Regions from separate parts of the Homo sapiens genome. Here region 1 is linked to region 2. Evidence: chromatin loops called from intact Hi-C (ENCODE). Cell type or tissue: GM12878. All regions are shown on one strand. Links, peaks and the distances in the headings refer to the core of each region. The heading gives the core; the rest is flanking DNA. Region 1 has its middle 99 kb from the start of TPRG1-AS2. Region 2 overlaps TPRG1 (tumor protein p63 regulated 1).

Region 1 (8,746 bases), core at 206-8,205, 52 kb before region 2:
CACTATGTTAAGCATTATGGCTATATCACCGAATCTTTAATCACTACCCTATTAAGTAGATATTAGCATCTCTGACAGATGTGGAAACTGAGGTACAGAGGTTAAGTAGCACGCCCAAGAATGTACAAGACTTAAAAAGAAGAGCTAAAATTTAAATCCACTCTAGATTGAATCTAGAGGTCAAACTGAGCATGAGCTTAGTGGAAAAATCAAATTCAGCTTCCAACTCTGATTCTCAATGAATGGGTGATCATGGGCTTTCACAGGCTCAAGTTTTCTTCGTATTTAAATGATGCCGATGGGCTACATAATTCCCTTCATCAAGTGTAATATCCATGTATTTTATTTCTCAAAGATGTCAACAGAAATATGGTTCATTTTAGTCATTTAACTCATAATATTTGAAAGGCAAGAGACACAGTTACATAAAATCAACCCTTATAGAAGACGTGATCTCTTTCAGAGACCATTCCAAATCTCGCCTCTTCTCTCCTTACCATCTCAATCTTCTTTTCCAAGGCTTGAGATGGAAATCCAGCAATAGAAGATGATTTCCATAAACATGTGTTGACTGTCAATGGATCAGAAAATACACTATCACTGGAACCTCTCTCCCACATGTTGCTGTCATCAGGTTTTGTCTTCTTTATGGTCCATCTACAGTGACAATAATTCAGGCTCTGTTTTCTCCCCATCAATTACACTTTAAGCTGATCAGGCTGAGACGTTTTATTAGAGAAAAACAAACAAATCTAAAAAGGTAGCTGCTTAAAGCTAACAAAAAGATTCAATGTGGAAAGTGGCTAAATTGTATTTGCTAGATTTGAAGAAGCCAACAGGTACCTTTTTGTGTATTTTACACCACTATCCATAAGAAAGAATGAAAGTCATCATACAAAACAGCTAAACAGGGACAGAGAGCTATCATATTTTACTCCCTTCAGGTTGCCAGGGGAATATCAACATTCAGGTTGGCTTTTGATACTGGAAACATAATTCAGTGGTCTCAGCTCCAGAATTTTTAGACTTCCTGGAACCACAGGTTTAAAGACTTGGCAAGCTTGAGTCATGGCTTCAGTCTGTGTCTCCTTAGAAAAAAAAATATGAAGACCAAGTGATTTACGGTATGTTCTTCTCAAAAAGACTCCCCAACCCCTGACCACTAAATGGACTTTGAAATATGCCCACAGGGTTTCTTTATCCAAGGACAATCTCTGAGTGCTTATTATTCACTTTACTAGTATAGCAGCTCTTTAATCATTGTCTCTACATTTACTTTAATCTAGAAACTGTCAATTTATTAGTCCATAATGTGCCTAAATCTTCTCACCATATTACCAGAGAAAAGCTAGTATAAATTTAGAGGATGAGGCTGGAAGAGTTAAATTGGTGTGGGATGGGAATATGAAGAGACAAAGAAGATAATCATAATTCAGAATTAAAGTTTATTTGTAAAAATAGGCATTTCGTATTTTGCTTTTAGTGTAACATAAGACTGAATTTCAGCCTATAATAACAATTGGTGAGTGAGTAAAAGGGTCACTTATTATAAACCTGAAGTTATCTATTCCCACTTTCCTCTTAATCAATGTGGTAGTTTCTGCTAAGGCAAAGAAATGCTGTAGGTGATTCTCAAATACTAAATTTTAAAATTAGCATTTGGGAACTATTTATCTATGTGGAATTACTAGAAATTGGGAGGAAGAAAAAACCAACACATTTCTTTTGAAGCGGGTCCCAACGCAATCTTCCAGCATGCTGGCTTACAATAATAGGTTCTGCCTTCCCTGTCAATTAACCATTCCTATTTTTATTTTCTTACCAGAAATAGAATTTGAGAATTCAAAGAAACGTAGATGTCACCTATACCTACCTTCTTATGAATGAGAAAGCTGAGGTTCAAAAACGGTATCTTACAAAATCACAAAATATCAGAATTTGAAGGGGCAATGAACATTTAGTCAATTTTATTCTAAATTAAGAGAAACAGAAGTACAAAAAGTACTTAACTATTATCACACCTATTTCCCACCACCTATAACTGAAAAACTGTTCACATTTTGTCATATTTACTTCCAACAGTTTTATATAAGAAGGTAAATTATGCAGATACAATTGAACTTCTTTCAGTCTCTAGTCTCACTCCCTGATCAACCCAGGGACAGCCACTATTACATATTTTCCGAATCCTTGCAGACCATTTTGTATAATTTCATATACACACATAAATATCAATGGATAATAAGTGTTCTCTACTAGTTCCAGTCGTTAGGGACCCTTCAACCGATAGCATTCTGATTTTGTGTGATCATATAATATTCTTCCTAGAAAGATGCAGTACAAAACCAGTGTAAGACAACACAATTGTAAACAATTTCAATCTAACACACTCATTTAATAGATGGATCAGAGAAGTTAAGTGACTTTCCCGAGTGACACAGTGTCACCACCTGGTGATAACTCAGATATCTTGCCCCAAAATCCCTCTGCACATTACTTTTTCACTAGAAAACCCCACCTGATTATCTTGTTCCTCCTATTTTAAGTGCTGTGGATGTTTTTCTACTTCATTTTTAGAGAGGCTTTTTTTTTTTTCCTCCCCCACACCTTCATTCAGAAAAGAAACAATTCTGGGGTTGAGAAATTTCATACCAGAAACAATATACTCTTTAACTTCACACTTTATTCTGAACAGCATGGCCAGCCAGACAGACACCAAGCCTCACACACCATTATGAATCTGTCAGCAATTACAATTCTAAACCCTATTCGGTTTTTACTTGCTTCAATCAACTTGTCACTGCAGTGAGGATTATCTACTTTCTCAACATAAACATCAACAGAAGTGAGTGCAATGGCTTGCGTCCTTGGCGAAGGCCCTGCCAGGGAGAATGTTAAATAGCACATTCTGCAGACAGGAGGGATCTGAGGCCTTAATGGGCCGTAATTAGAGGGAGCAGAGCCTAAACAACCCTTTGTGTGATACTTCAGAATTCTCCTTAGGATTGTAAAACATTTGGGGAGATGCAAGGAGACTGCTTCTGCTTCTCTCTTCTGCATTTCTTGAGCTAGAGAGAAAGAAGAAAATGTGTCTGGTGCGATGTTTCCACCCAGAATCAAAGGGCCTTGGGGTATCATGTTGCTCAACCCCTTCATTTTAAAGGATTAGGAAACTGAGATCCAGAGACAGAGAGGCCATGGCCAAGGTCAATGAGACAGAGCCGTGTCCTCTCAGTCCAGGCTCTTCCTACACTGCCCCCTGCAGGAGGGGAGGAAAGGACTTGAATAAGAAGCCACATTTCCCTCCACATTCTCACACAGATTTCCATGGCACCCAATGGTGCAAAAATCAAGCAGCACACAGAATTTGAGGACAGGGAAAGCCAAGGGCTCCAGGGGCACTCGAAGGAGAGTTTCATCCCACCACAAGTCCCTTGTAAAGATAAGAGAATGTGTAAGTACACAAGTAGAAATTAATTTAATTCTTTCTAACAAGTTATTTTTTAAATAATTGGCTAAGGAAGTAGTGGTAGGTGAGTGAAGACAAAGCTTGGAATCTTCTACTATACGGACAGCTAACATTACATATATTAATTTATGTAATCCTCATATAACTTTACAAGGTTGGCACTATTATTATTGTCTTTATTTTTCAGAAGAAGGAACTGAGGCACGGGGTGTTAGGCAACTTGCTCAAGGTTATAAACATGGTAATGGCAAAACTAAGATTTGAACCTGCATGGTCTGGCTATAGAGGCTCCACTCTTAACCACATAAGTAGGCTGACCCATCATCCTGGGTCCCTGGGACTGTCCCAGTTTTCGTAATGAAAGTCTCATGTCCCAGGAAACCCTTCAGTCCTAGAAATACCAGGACAGTTGATTACCCTCACATAGCCATGCCGACTCTTTTATTTGCCAACAGTTAAACGGAAGCCTCAAGAAGTGATTCAGCTAGTCCAGTCGATGTGCCTTTTTTCATGCCTTTGGAAGACAGTAGCTGTGGGGAAGAACTGAAATATTTATGTGTGCCAAGTACTGTAACTGAGAAGTTTTCATGCTTTACGTCATTTTAATTTTCACATGCACCTTAGATAAGCTATCTAAGAAAAAAGGGAAGCTTGGAGAGGATCGGGTCAGTTGTCTAACATCCCAGAGTTATCAAGTGGCAAGGCCAGGATTTAAAACTCAACAAGCAGAAAGATCTTGAGTTTTCTTGATACGGATATGGCTAAAATGAGGAAGTCTCTGAATTTGAAAATCTTACCTGTTTGGTGTGTTTGCCTCTATTATGGAAATTCATATCTGGAAATGCAGGTGTAACTCTTTGAGAGTGTCCCCTTTCTGAGTAGAGTTTTGTGCTTCCTTCTTTTCACCCAGCTATGGGATACAGCTGCTCACAATTTGGAGCCCACACTCTCAATGACCCCCTCACCTTCATGCTGTGTTCACACTGATCTCTCTGTGTTATTACTCTCCTGCCCTTGTGTACAAGTAAAATTCCTTCCCATTCTTTAAGACTACTTCAAATGCTATCTCCCCTTAAAGACCTCCCTGGACATCCCAGTTTAAATTAACCATTCTCTCTTCTTCCTTCCCTCTACAGTCTTATACCTTTTTAAAACAGGTATTCTAATCTGCCTTATCTTAGAGTTATAGCATGTAGAGAAGGGGAGGGGGCTTGTTTGACCCTCTCAGTATGCTGGGAACCCCACCTGGGCAGAGTATTTGTCATATTTCTTTTCCTGGTACCCCACTGTGCCAGAGATTGCACCTGCACAAGTGTGTATGTGTTGAAGTATTTAGATATGGACTTTGATGCTTGTACATGGATATTTGGATTATAAAAACAAATATATAAGATGTTTGTGTATACCAGGGAATAATTTCTTTGGCACTTCTAGGCCAGGCAGTACTCTAAAATGAAAGCAAAATATAAGGTCAATTAGCTAGATGACTGTATTAGATACCTATTTCTACAAAACTTAAGTACATTCACAAAGCTATTTGATGTTAAGAATAATAATTTTTAAATAACTTAGTAGAAATAAAAATGGGAGAAAATCAGTTTCTATTTTTTTGGCTATGAGCCAGCTCACCGTATAACCTTTTGTCCTCTTTTTGCCCAAACTATAGGATAATGGTGATAAAACTACATGATTTTTAGTAACCTATCCAGCTCAATAATTCAGTAATTCTAATAATCAGAATAATCAGAATAACATGCCAATAATTCAGTAATTCTAATAATCAGAGCAATTCTTCCCTCCATAGGAACATTCTGTTCCCCACTGGTATAGCCATGGCATTCAGAAAATTTTGGATAAATAATAATATCAATAACAAATTAGTAAAGAACAAATTAAGCCACCTGAGGAAGAAAAGAGTATTCTATTTGAATGAAGGAAGCCAGAAATTCTGGAAGGATGTGATGTGTGACATGCAGGCTGGGGGTTTAATGAGTTTGAGGCGTGAAAAACCCAAGCTTCAGGGCTGCATTCCCTGGCAGCCTTGAGCACGGCATGTTTCCATGCCCTCTGCGGCTGAGTTCTATTTTAGAATGTACTCCATGCCTCAATCCTCTAACACAGCTGTGACTGTCTGTTAACTTTTAGGCACAGCCCTCCATTCAAGCAAATGGCTCTTGTTTTTATATTGACAAGCCTGCAGAAAAGGCAACATGAGGAGAACATACCCAGAAACAGACAGAGAATTGATTGGCGGCAGAGAAGTGGCAGTTATTGAGATTGAGGTATAGCAAACTTAGCCCAATTGGCCAGGGAAGAGAAAAGATTACTCCATAAGATCAGAAGCAAATGGCATTGGGAGGTCTTACTGGACAGCCCCATCCACTAAGAAATGGTTCATTCAGTATCCAAGAGCTCTTCAAGACTCCTTTGCTATCAAGGTTCCTTTCTAGCTGGGACATAACTCTTGAGACTTTAATCCATGGAAAAAAATGAGAGCATAGATGAGTGGTTTCACCATGCTCCCACCCTTCTTTCTTCTGGAATCCTATCCATGGCCCAGAGTTCAGAGCTGTCAAGTCCTGCCCTTGAATGCTTTGGTTAAGTGGATGCCCAGCCCAACTGAGGAAGCTGTGTCAGGGTTGGGTTAAGCTCTCCAGCTGCTAGATAGGACAGAAGTGGTCACCATGGAAATAAGCCCCCCATCAATCATTTAGTGACTCACAAGATCACTGGGAAGCAAAGGGGACTAAAGTCCCTGGAAAGACTACACCTTTTTCTTTAAAAAAAAAGCTGTCTGACTGCATTCTTGAAAGACAAGGCAGCTGCTTCCAAAATGGAGTGGAAATGGCTAGGGTTGCCTCTGTCTCCTGAATTTAGGCCTAGAAGATCTGTCCTGAGCCTATGAAGGTGGGGAGGCCCCCATCTGTGCATATTTTGCTATTGCAGCCAGTTCTGTCTGCTATGACAATGTCATAGATAGAAGAGATTTTTTTTCCGAGGGGTGGGGTGTGGGTGTTATCTATTCAAAACTCCCATTTTTTAAAGGAGTAAGTGAGGGTTAGGTTGTGAATAACTTGCCCAAGGTCCACCAGGGTAGTCAGTGGAGGAGCCAAAACTAGATTCAAGGTCCTACACTACAAATTTGTTGCTACTTCCACAATCCTGGAGTCTGAGTGGATTTTATTCTAAAGCTAATGCAAATTAATTAATGATTCATACAATAAAGGATTAATATCCAGAATATATATCCAGAATATACATGGAACTCAAACATCTCAACAGCAAAAAATAAAAAATAAAATAAACGATCAATTAGAAAATGGGCAAGTGATCTGAACAGGTGTTTTTTGAAAGAAGACATACAAATGGCCAACAAATATATTCCAAAATGCTCAACATCACTGATGATCAGAAAAATGCAAGTCAAAAGGACAAAGAGATATCATCTTCATCCCAGTTAGGGTGGCTATTATCAGAAAGAATATATCAAATGCTAGTGAAGATATAAAGGAAAGGGAACACACTGTTGCTGAGAATGTAAACTAGTATAGCCGTTATGGAAACCAGTATGGAGATTTCTGGAAAAAAAACAAAAAACAACAACAACAAAAAACACATAAAATTAGAAGGACCATATGATCCAGCAATACCAATACTGGGCATTTATCCAAAGGAAAGAAAGTCAGTGTAAAGAAAAGACATCTGCATCCCCTATGTTTATTGCAGCATTATTCACAATATCCAAGATATGGAACCAACCCAGGTATCCAAAAACAGACAAATAGATAAAGAAGATGTGGTATATATACACAATAGAATACTATTTGACCATATAGAATGAAATCCTGTCGTCCATGGCAATATGGATGAAACTGGAGGACACTATGTTAAGTGAAATAAGCCAGGAACAGAAAGTTAAACACTGTATGTGCTCACTCATATGTGGGAGCTAAAAAAAAGTTGATCTCATAAAAGTAAAACGTACAACAGAGGATACCACAGACTGAGAAGGGCAGGGGTAAGGAAGGGCTGGGGAGAGATTTGTTAAAGGAAATAGAATTACAGTTAGATAGGAAGAATAAGTTCTAGTGTTCTATAGCACTGAAGGATGACTATAATTAACAATAATGTATTACATAGCTTCAAATATCTAGAAGGAGGATATGAATGTTCCCAACATAAACGATAAATATTTGAGATGATAGATATGCTAATTACCCTGATCTGATCACTTACATTACATACATGACCATAGCACGATGAACCCTGCAGATATGTGTAATTGTTTTGTGTCAATTATAAAAATTGAAAAAGTTTTCAGATTATCGCTATTTGATGGTCCCTTCTAAGACCCTGGGAAAAGCCTTAGCAATGTGTTTCCATGGCCATTTTTCTTTCTGCATTTTTTTTTCAATTTTTAAAAAGTAAATATTTTAACTGCAATCGGTTAAGAATCCTGTTTCTTTCCATTCTGTTTTCCCTTCCATGACTTTTCCTTTCCTGTTGGGCATTAAAATGGCCATCAGCATTTGTGAGATCGGATTTAGAAGCAGCTAAGGTAGGTTTATGTTCAGCTGGGGTTTAGTAGGTTGTACTTCTGTGGTTTACAGTCACTTTCATAAGGAGTTAAGTTATTGCTTACACTATGTAGGACTGGCCTCCAAGAATACTACAACCAGCTAATACCATGATTCAAAGGAAGGGCAGGGCCAAAGTTTTGTTCCTATGGAAAAATGAATGTGCCCTGAGGTAGACAGCACAGGAAGCATGAGGGTAACAAAATAAAATGAGATTAAAAATATACAAACCAGGAGACAGTCTGTGAAAATTTTTCCAAATCTAAAATCTCATATGTGAAAGAAACTTCATAAATGTTTTCCTAAATTTGAAAAGCATGTTTAAAATGTATAAAATCATTATCAGTTATGAAGCTGAATAAAACTTTTCTAAACTATCAATAATTTTATAAAAATACATTTCAATCAACTGAAATAACATGAAATTATCTTTCTATTCCCTTTACAGAAAATGAAAATTTTAAAACTGTATTTTTATATGAAGAGGTGACCCAGCAATATGTAGTCAATAATGAGTATGAATAAAGAATTACAAGAGATGTGTTCATTAATAAAGGTATCAGGTTTTTCAGATGTTTGATTTTTTAAAATATCTGTCAGGTTTGTAATATTTGTAATAGGTTGAGATTCATTTTTCTTTCAAAATATGCATTTTTGTGTCTGATTTTGATTTTGTATTTATAATATTGTATTCTTTTTG
Region 2 (8,746 bases), core at 518-8,517:
AATCTCCCCACAGCCCTATTAGCTGTGTGTTATTATTATTATTCCATTTCATAGACAGGGAAACTGAAAACAGAGAGACAAAGCAGTTGTTCAAGGTCACCAAAATAGTATGTGGAAAACACACTCACTAGCTCCAAAGGGTGGTACTGTTGATAACCTAATGTAATTACTATTTTTACATAAAATTTAATGGGAGGGAAAAAAAACAGGTAGAAAGTACAGATAAGCAAAAAAAAAAAAAAAAGCAAAAACTTCAGAAAATTACATTGAGTCCCACCACCCAGAAATAATCACTGTGACTATTCTGTGTAAATTCTGCAACTGCAGAAGTTTTAACTGCCTTTTTTAGAGTCCCTACACTGATGCTGCAAAAAAGTTTTAAAACAGATTACATCTTATTGCTATATTTAGAATCATCAAGAAATAACACAGAAGATGTTTTCAAATTGTTTAAAAAGGGAATTCGAAAAGTAGTTTTCAAATCCTACTATGTGCTTGAATGCTGCTTGGCATCTGGAGAATTAGAAGACATTTGTGTTTTAGTACCTGTCCTCCCGGAGCTCACCTGAAATGTCAGCCATTGATAAGTAGAAGCCTACCCAGAGCTCTGGGATGTCTCTGCAGTAGCAGCCAGAGGAGCCCACTGTAACCATCACCAACTTTCTATGTGACTCTGGCCAAAACACAATGCTCCCAGCTTCAGTTTGTTCATCTCCCAATTGGTGTGTCAGTGTTGCCCTGCTTAATGATCAGGGTTGTTTTCAGGAGCTAATGAGATATATATTTGTCAAAGCTCTTTGCAGTAAACAAAGCACTATGCAAATAAAACATAGTTGGCAAGATCACTAAAACAGGGACTTGGCTTCTCAGATTAAGAATTGTCGTGGGGTTAAAAGCATAACAATACTACTTCTTTAGTCCCCTAAATCAAAAATTAGTGTGAAAACTAAAACCAAAATGCTACCATAATAGTATCATATCCATTCATTGGTGTGACACATAAATAGTAACAGTGATGATAATAATGATGGCTAATACTTATTCTCTTTGGCACCATAGTTTCAAACACCTTGTAAATGTACTGCATGGCTTTCTCATTTAATCCTCAGAATCACCCTATGAAGAGCTATATTATTATCTCCATTTCAGAGATAAAAGAGACTCCATTAAAATATACAAAGTATTTTTACATACAAACAGATCACCTCATTTGGTCCTCATATCCCCATTATTATTTCTGTTTGGTTGGATGGGTGAAACTATGATTCAGAAAGACAATTTCCCTAAGGTCCCATAATTTGTTGAAGCCAGACCTAGGTTTAGAAATGGGTCTACCGGCTGGGTGCGGTGGCTCACCCCTGTAATCTCAGCACTTTGGGAGGCTGAGGCAGGCGGATCACGAGGTCAGGAGATCGAGACCATCCTGGCTAACATGGTGAAACCCCGTCTCTACTAAAAATAAAAAAAATTAGCCAGGTGTGGTGGTGGGCCCCTGTAGTCCCAGCTACTCGGGAGGCTGAGGCAGGAGAATGGCGTGAACCCGGAGGCGGAGCTTGCAGTGAGTGGAGATCGGGCCACTGCACTCCAGCCTGGGTGACAGAGCAAGACTCCGTCTCAACAACAACAACAAAAAGAAATGGGCCACTAAAGATTTTTCAACTAAACTACAGCTGTCTCAGGATTCAGTCACACAATCTTAGAAAACTTTCCCATCCTGTTAACTTTTCAACTAACTCCCCAACATCAGCACTTGTACTCACTATTATGAGAGGGTCTCAGCCTGCATCATTCAAAACACATCTGCAAAGCTTTTTCAAAATGGCCTCTCCTAAACGTCTTCTTCTACACCTGCAATAGTCCACAGTAAAACCTGGCCAAACTTCTCTGCCCTGGAAACATTCAGAGACTTTTTCCTTCATAAAATGTTATTCCTTTCAAAGAAAACCAGTAGCCTCTTAATAAAAGCTGCCACTTAATTGCTGATTTCATCGATGGAAAACGTATCTGTTTGTTCTATTTATTCCTAACAGGGGTTAAGACAAAGCTTTCTATGTTAATGTGCTCAACGAAAGATATCATCAAGTCATCTTCCATATTTCTCTTTACTTTATCACACTCTATCGATTCATCGCTGAAATGTGGGCTTTAAGACATGGATGAATGTAGACATGAGTGTGTGAGTGTTGGGAGGAGGTGTTAAGTGGTTTAGAACAGGTAAAAGGAGGGAACCATGTAAGTTAATTAACTGGCAGAGGAAGGATGGGACATATATGGGAAAAATCAACGTGTCTGATTTGGCAAGGTCATGATTTATATAAGTGAAATCTAGAAATAGATAGAATAGAAAAGTAGATTAGGACCATAATGCAAAGTTCTTATAAGTCAGGCTATGAAGCTGCACATTACTGCTTCTCATATTTTGCCAGTAGAACACCCCCACTGCCATAGAGCCATGACCACTTGCCATAAACACAAAATTTATTTGCAATTGTTTTATCATTAAAACCATATAATTATGTTTCCTATTGCATTTCATTTACATTGGTTGATTTTAACATAAAAGCAATATCTGAAAATGTACACCATTTAATTGATTAAATTTAGGCTTCAGGTAGATATGGCATGTTTATCCTGTGGCTTCTTGTAGTAGCTATAACAACTCTGTTACCTGAGATTTTCTGTAATCCCATTTATAAAGCATAAGTAGATAATAGAGCATCGTGGGCAAAAATCTGAGCAAAGATATAGGTTGATCAGCATGGTATTTTAATAAGGTAATCTGATAGATTTAAGTTGAATAGATTGAAAGACTGGTAAGACTGAAAGGGTGATACAATAATCTCATAGTACTTAATATTTACCTAGTGCTGCTGTATTAGGCACGTTAAAGAAGTAGTCTCAATTAATTCTCACAATTTTCTGAGTAAAAACTATCATCATCCCCATTTTACAGGTGAAGAAACCAAAAGAAAGATAATTTAAATGACATTTCAAAGACTACGTAGTCAACAAGTGATTCAACCTGAACTTAAGCAGGGGCAGCAGGTCTCCAGAATCTCAGCTCTTAACCACTACATAGAATCACAGTCAGGAAAACATCAAAATCATTGAAGCAAGAGAAAAAAAAAAAAACACCCAAAGTAAGATCATGACAGTAGGAACAGAAAGAGTTAGGTTTGAGAAATGTGGCAAAGATTGACTTGATTGAATTTGACAACCTGATTGGATTTGGGGTCGGGGGGAGAAAGAAGTGAAAAATGACTGATTTTTTAAGCCTGCATAATTGGGAAGATAATGAGGCCATCCTCATAAATAAAGACCTACAGAAGAGAAGCAGGTTTTTAAGGAAGCAAGATATAGGGGAAAGATGATGAGTCTGAGATGCCTGTGGGGTATACAGGTGGAGACAGCCACGGGGAAGAAGTGCAGGTGCAGTGTGTTTCCCATCACTCAGCAATCAGACAAGCTAAAGGTCCAATCAGCTTTTTTCAGCCCAGGTTTTTACTCTCTTAGACTTACCCTCTAATACACAGTACATCGGTGAGTGACACATGATTATAAAATTTTCCATAAATGCTTTTGGGGAGGAAAGGCTCACGTACAGATACAGGCACCCATAAACTCGGTTACCTCATAACAAGCTGGAATCTTGCAAGACCATCTTATGCTGATTATTTTCAAAACTCACATTATTAGGCACAAATCAGTGGTTTGCGATAGATGCAGTAACAGCTGAGTAATTTCTTTCTTCCTTGCAGCAAGCTGCCCTTACAAAGGTTAATTTGCTTATGCATCATAATGAAGTCTATTTAAAGTTTTGAAACTGCGACTTAGCTCAGAATGATACTGTTTGCCCAGAGTTAGGCTTAGAGGTGAGAAGCCTTTGACCCCACTGAGGTGGGAAGAGGAAAGAAAAGCAAAAGGGGACATTGGAAAGCGGAATCAAAGGTTAGCTGGAGTTAAGAAGAGATAGAATGCAAAGGCCCCAAGGTCATTTACAAAGCTGAATATGCTTCAGTTACTGGTTTATGATCAGGATATTGATCAGGTTTGCACCTTTAAAAAACAAGCATATCATCCCAAAATTAGATGGTGAATAGTATTAATATATAGCTTTTCTTAGTCATCCTATGTGCTATAATATTCATTCCTCTTCTCCTGCAATGTACATTGGCCTTTGAAGTTTTGTTTTTACTTCTCACAACAATCTCACTACACGTTGCAGAAAAAAATCCTAAAGTTTATATAGACTTTGTTATATTAGTTTATCACAAATAGCAGCATCTTTTTTTTACATACAATGTTATTCATTTTTTAAAAAGTGAAGCAACTACATTATTGATCTGAATCTAAACATTTTGAAAACTAGTTTTATTATTTAGCTAAATTTTGGTTGTGTATACACACACAACCACACACACACAACCATATACACACATAATTTTCTCTCCTCTCTCTTTTTCCTCTGTCTCTCTCTTTTCTCTCTCACTGTCTCAGACATAAACTTTGTGTTAAAAATTTAAATTTTTTAAATTTAAATTTTATTAACTTAAATTTTTTTAATTTAAAAATTAAAATTCTCACAATTTTAAAGTTGGGTGATAAAGTCATTTCATCATTATGAACTCAATTCTCAATCTTTTCGCAAATTCCCACCTAAAACGTTCTTTCATTAAAAATCACACCTTAAAATTGGGGGAAAATAGGCAAAAAATAAACACATTTGAGTTTTGCTGAAAGAATGGCCTTTTTATTGAAAATGCTGGTATTTAAGCATCATTAGAAAAATCCAGTGATTCCTCTAGGCAATATTAACTCGGCATCTTTAAAGAAACAAGTAGGCTGGGCATGGTGGCTCACGCCTGTAATCCCAGCACTTTGGGAGGCTGAGGCGGGCAGATCACGAGGTCAGGAGATCGAGACCATCCTGGCTAACAGGGTGAAACCCCGTCTCTACTAAAAATACAAAAAATTAGCCAGGTGTGGTGGTGGGCGCCTGTAGTCCCAGCTACTCGGGAGGCTGAGGCAGGAGAATGGCATGAACCTGGGAGGCGGAGCTTGCAGTGAGCCGAGATCGTGCCACTGCACTCCAGCCTGGGCAACAGAGCAAGACTCTGTCTCAAAAAAAAAAAAAAAGAAAGAAAGAAAGAAACAGGTACTGTGTGTGCAACCTTTTTTTCTTTTGCCATCCACATATAGAAATCTATAAAGCCAAAATACTTGATTCCTCTGCCTAGAGATGACCGTGCAACATTGTCTGGACAATGAGACAAGTAGAATTCCCCAAGGAAGATCTTTTCTTCAATTGTAAAAGGCAAAGCGTCACTGGGAGAAAGCTCTTTGCCTCCTCTCTTTTCCCTTTCTTCCTGTCTGAAATGCAGAGTGAGGCTACACGGTGCAGTGCTATCTTGCAACCATGCGGTGACAAGCATGATGAATGTCAGGGTCTTCAGGCAAAAGACAGCAAAATGGAAAGACAAAAGGAGGGTGAGGCCCTGCTGCCCTCCGTGAGCCATCAATCCTGAAATTCATCATCAACAACTGTATAAGCCTCTGTTAATCTCAACAGCTGTATATTATCCTTACAATTAAATCACCCAAGCTGACCCAAGTGAAAAAGAGGAGTTCGTTAGAAGGATACAGGAGTGCCTCCCATCACCTGACAGAGAACTGGAGCCTGGCCTCATAACAGATAAAGAAAAGAAAGTAGGAAGCTACCAAGGAAGCCTGCTGTCATTTCATCTCTCTCTGTCTCTGGTCATATGGTTTCCTATGTCTGAACTTTCCTGTGTGCAACTAACTGTACCTTATTCTCTCTTTGACAAGAGATCAGAGACATTCCTCTGTTTCCATATGCATGTGGCTGGCCTACAAATCTGAGGTTATGTGTTTTCCCATCCTTCTCCCAGTCCCAATTCTCAAATCCTGACTAGTATCTCTCAGTCCCAATTCCAAATACATAGGCAGGAGAATCTGATTGATCCTGCTTGAGAGAGATATCTGCCCCTATGTCCTGGAAGTAGGAGGTAATATGAAATAAACATGCATTCACTTAATTGCCTTCAACAACTATTTGTTGAGCTCCTACTCTGGATTGGCATTGTTGTAGACACAGAGGATGCATCAGTGAACAAAACCAAATCTCAGTTCTCATACAGCTTACCTTCTGGCATGGAGACAGGAAGGAAGTGAACAAATATATACTATGTGGCAGAAGGATATGATATAAAAAAAATAAAACAGAGTAAAGCAACAAGACTAATGCAGTGGGAAAGTTCCTGTTTTTCATAGGGTGGTCAGTGTTCTGGGAAGGTGACATTTGATCTGAGATCTAAAAAAAAAGAGGGAGTGATTATGTGGTATCTGGGGAATAGCATTCTAAGCAGAGAGGACAGCAAATTTAAGGCTGAAACCAGAAGCATTTTTTTGGCATTTTAAAAGAAGTACCAAGGAAGCCAGCATGTTTCTAGCAGAGTGAGCTTGAAGGTAAATTGTACAAATTAAGTCAAGAGAAGGGTCAGAACAAGACTTCTGAAGCTCCATCTTTGAGAGCAGGGACCTCACTCAGGCAAGACTAACATGCAGGAGACAACATCCCTCAAAAGTGTCTACTACAAACTGATATAAGTGAAATATTGTACTCAGAAAAAAAAATAAACTAGCATGTGTGGAAAGTGAGAGAAGTCTCTATGGAGATAGTACAAGGCAGAATCGTCTAAGGGGAAAATCACAGGCTTTGGAGTCAGGAGACTTGAGTTTGAATACAACTGGACAATTCGAGTTGTAGGACCTCGAGCAAGTGAATCAGCCTTTTTGATTCTCAGATAAAACAGAGTTACTACCCACCTTAAAGAATTACTCTGAGAAAGAAATTATGTACAATGTCTGTAATATTGATGTGAAAAAGGCTCTATGAAGAAAGTGCTCTGTGATCAAAAATGTTAGGAAACGCTTTGCTCTTTCAGACATTCACAATGGACATTAGTCTAATAATCTGGAAAGGTATCAGTAAGAAATCTACTTAGCTTTATGCAATCTGGTATTCCTTCATTTACTTGGAGCACTGAACACTTTGTTTTATGTGTGTGATTCTATGGAACAAGTCAGAAAAGATGTCCTCAAAGGGCCCTTCCATCTCTAAAACACACAGAACAGGTGCAGTGTCACTGAGGGGAGCTCCATAGCAGCCTACGCCCGCCTTTCCTCGCCTAGGCCTGGCAGGAAACATTCACAAGTGAAGGCCATCAAGCACTTTCCCAAACTTCTTATAACACCTTTCTTTTCCAACAGTGTGTTAACTAGTATTGTAGAAGAATAATGAAGTTCATTTTTAAGAAAAAGTGAGCATTTTTTCTGTGTCTTTTGGCTGCATAAATGTCTTCTTTTGAGAAGTGGCTGTTCATATCCTTCGCCCACTTGTTGATGGGGTTGTTTGATTTTTTTCTTGTAAATTTGTTTGAGTTCATTGTAGATTCTGGATATTAGCCCTTTGTCAGATGAGTAGATTGCAAAAATTTTCTCCCATTCTGTAGGTTGCCTGTTCACTCAGATGGTAGTTTCTTTTGCTGTGCAGAAGCTCTTTAGTTTAATTAGATCCCATTTGTCAATTTTGGCTTTTGTTGCCATTGCTTTTGGTGTTTTAGACATGAAGTCCTTGTCCATGCCTATGTCCTGAATGGTATTGTCTAGGTTTTCTTCTAGGGTTTTTATGGTTTTAGGTCTAACATTTAAGTCTTGAATCCATCTTGAATTAATTTTTGTATAAGGTGTAAGGAAGGGATCCAGTTTCAGCTTTCTACATATGGCTAGGCAGTTTTCCCAACACCATTTATTAAATAGGAAACATGCTGCTATAAAGACACATGCACACATATGTTTATTGCGGTACTATTCACAATAGCAAAGACTTGGAACCAACCCAAATGTCCAACAATGATACACTGGATTAAGAAAATGTGGCACATATACACCATGGAATACTATACAGCCATAAAAAATGATGAGTTCACGTCCTTTGTAGGGACACAGATGAAGCTGGAAACCATCATTCTCAGCAAACTATGGCAAGGACAAAAAACCAAACACCACATGTTCTCACTCATAGGTGGGAATTGAACAATGAGAACACATGGACACAGGAAGGGGAACATCACGTACCAGGGCCTGTTGTGGGGTGGGGGGAGGGGGGGGGAGGGATAGCATTAGGAGATATACCTAATGTTAAATGACAGGTTAATGGGTGCAGGACACCGACATGGCACATGTATACATAGGTAACTAACCTGCACGTTGTGCACATGTACCCCAAAACTTAAAGTATAATAAAAAAAAAAAAAGTAAAAGTGAGGAATTCAAAAGGGAAAAGAAAAATGCGGGGAGGGATGCAAGCAGAAAATGTCCTTCCCAACTTTAATGGAGAAACATTTATCCAAACCTGGGAAACGTGGGTGAGACTACAGAGGATACATGTCCTTGTAATATTGGTGCATCGGTGCATTCATTTTTGTTAAATATCATTGCCCTGTCCCTGATTTTCATACAATCTGGTAATAGGCCAAGGGAAAAGTCTCCAGTCATCTTATCTGTTCAATAACATAAAAATGGCAAAGTAAATTTAAAGTACTAACGCCTGTATCCACATCTTGGATTTATTTAACACAAGACTCAGGTTTGGACTCTAGAGCTCTGCTAGTTACTAGCTCTGTGATCTAGACAAGTAACTAACTTAGTCTCCTCGTGCCTCACG

What was found. Hi-C counts contacts between places; a loop is a spot of excess contacts. Peaks named below come from ENCODE experiments on the same cell type or tissue, not always from the same donor. Only the 100,000 strongest peaks of a DNase experiment are listed, where the experiment ranks them.
Region 1: a loop joins it to region 2, with 2.6 times the contacts of the local background. A loop is called at or near these places in 13 of 110 quality-filtered maps.

What each region holds. Positions count from the first base shown.
Region 1 is chr3:189,335,365-189,344,110 of GRCh38, reverse strand. No RefSeq gene overlaps it. Among named protein-coding and RNA genes, the nearest start is that of TPRG1-AS2, 99 kb to the right of the region's middle. In GM12878, for the core only: a CTCF peak has its summit at 3,254 (motif pointing left); no DNase peak of the experiment used is centred there.
Region 2 is chr3:189,283,791-189,292,536 of GRCh38, reverse strand. All of the region lies in intron 4 of TPRG1 (tumor protein p63 regulated 1), which reads right to left. Among named protein-coding and RNA genes, the nearest start is that of TPRG1-AS2, 48 kb to the right of the region's middle. RefSeq lists an enhancer at 6,215-6,264. In GM12878, for the core only: no CTCF peak of the experiment used is centred there; a DNase peak (open chromatin) is centred at 3,716; H3K4me3 peaks cover 805 bases; H3K27ac peaks cover 2,176 bases.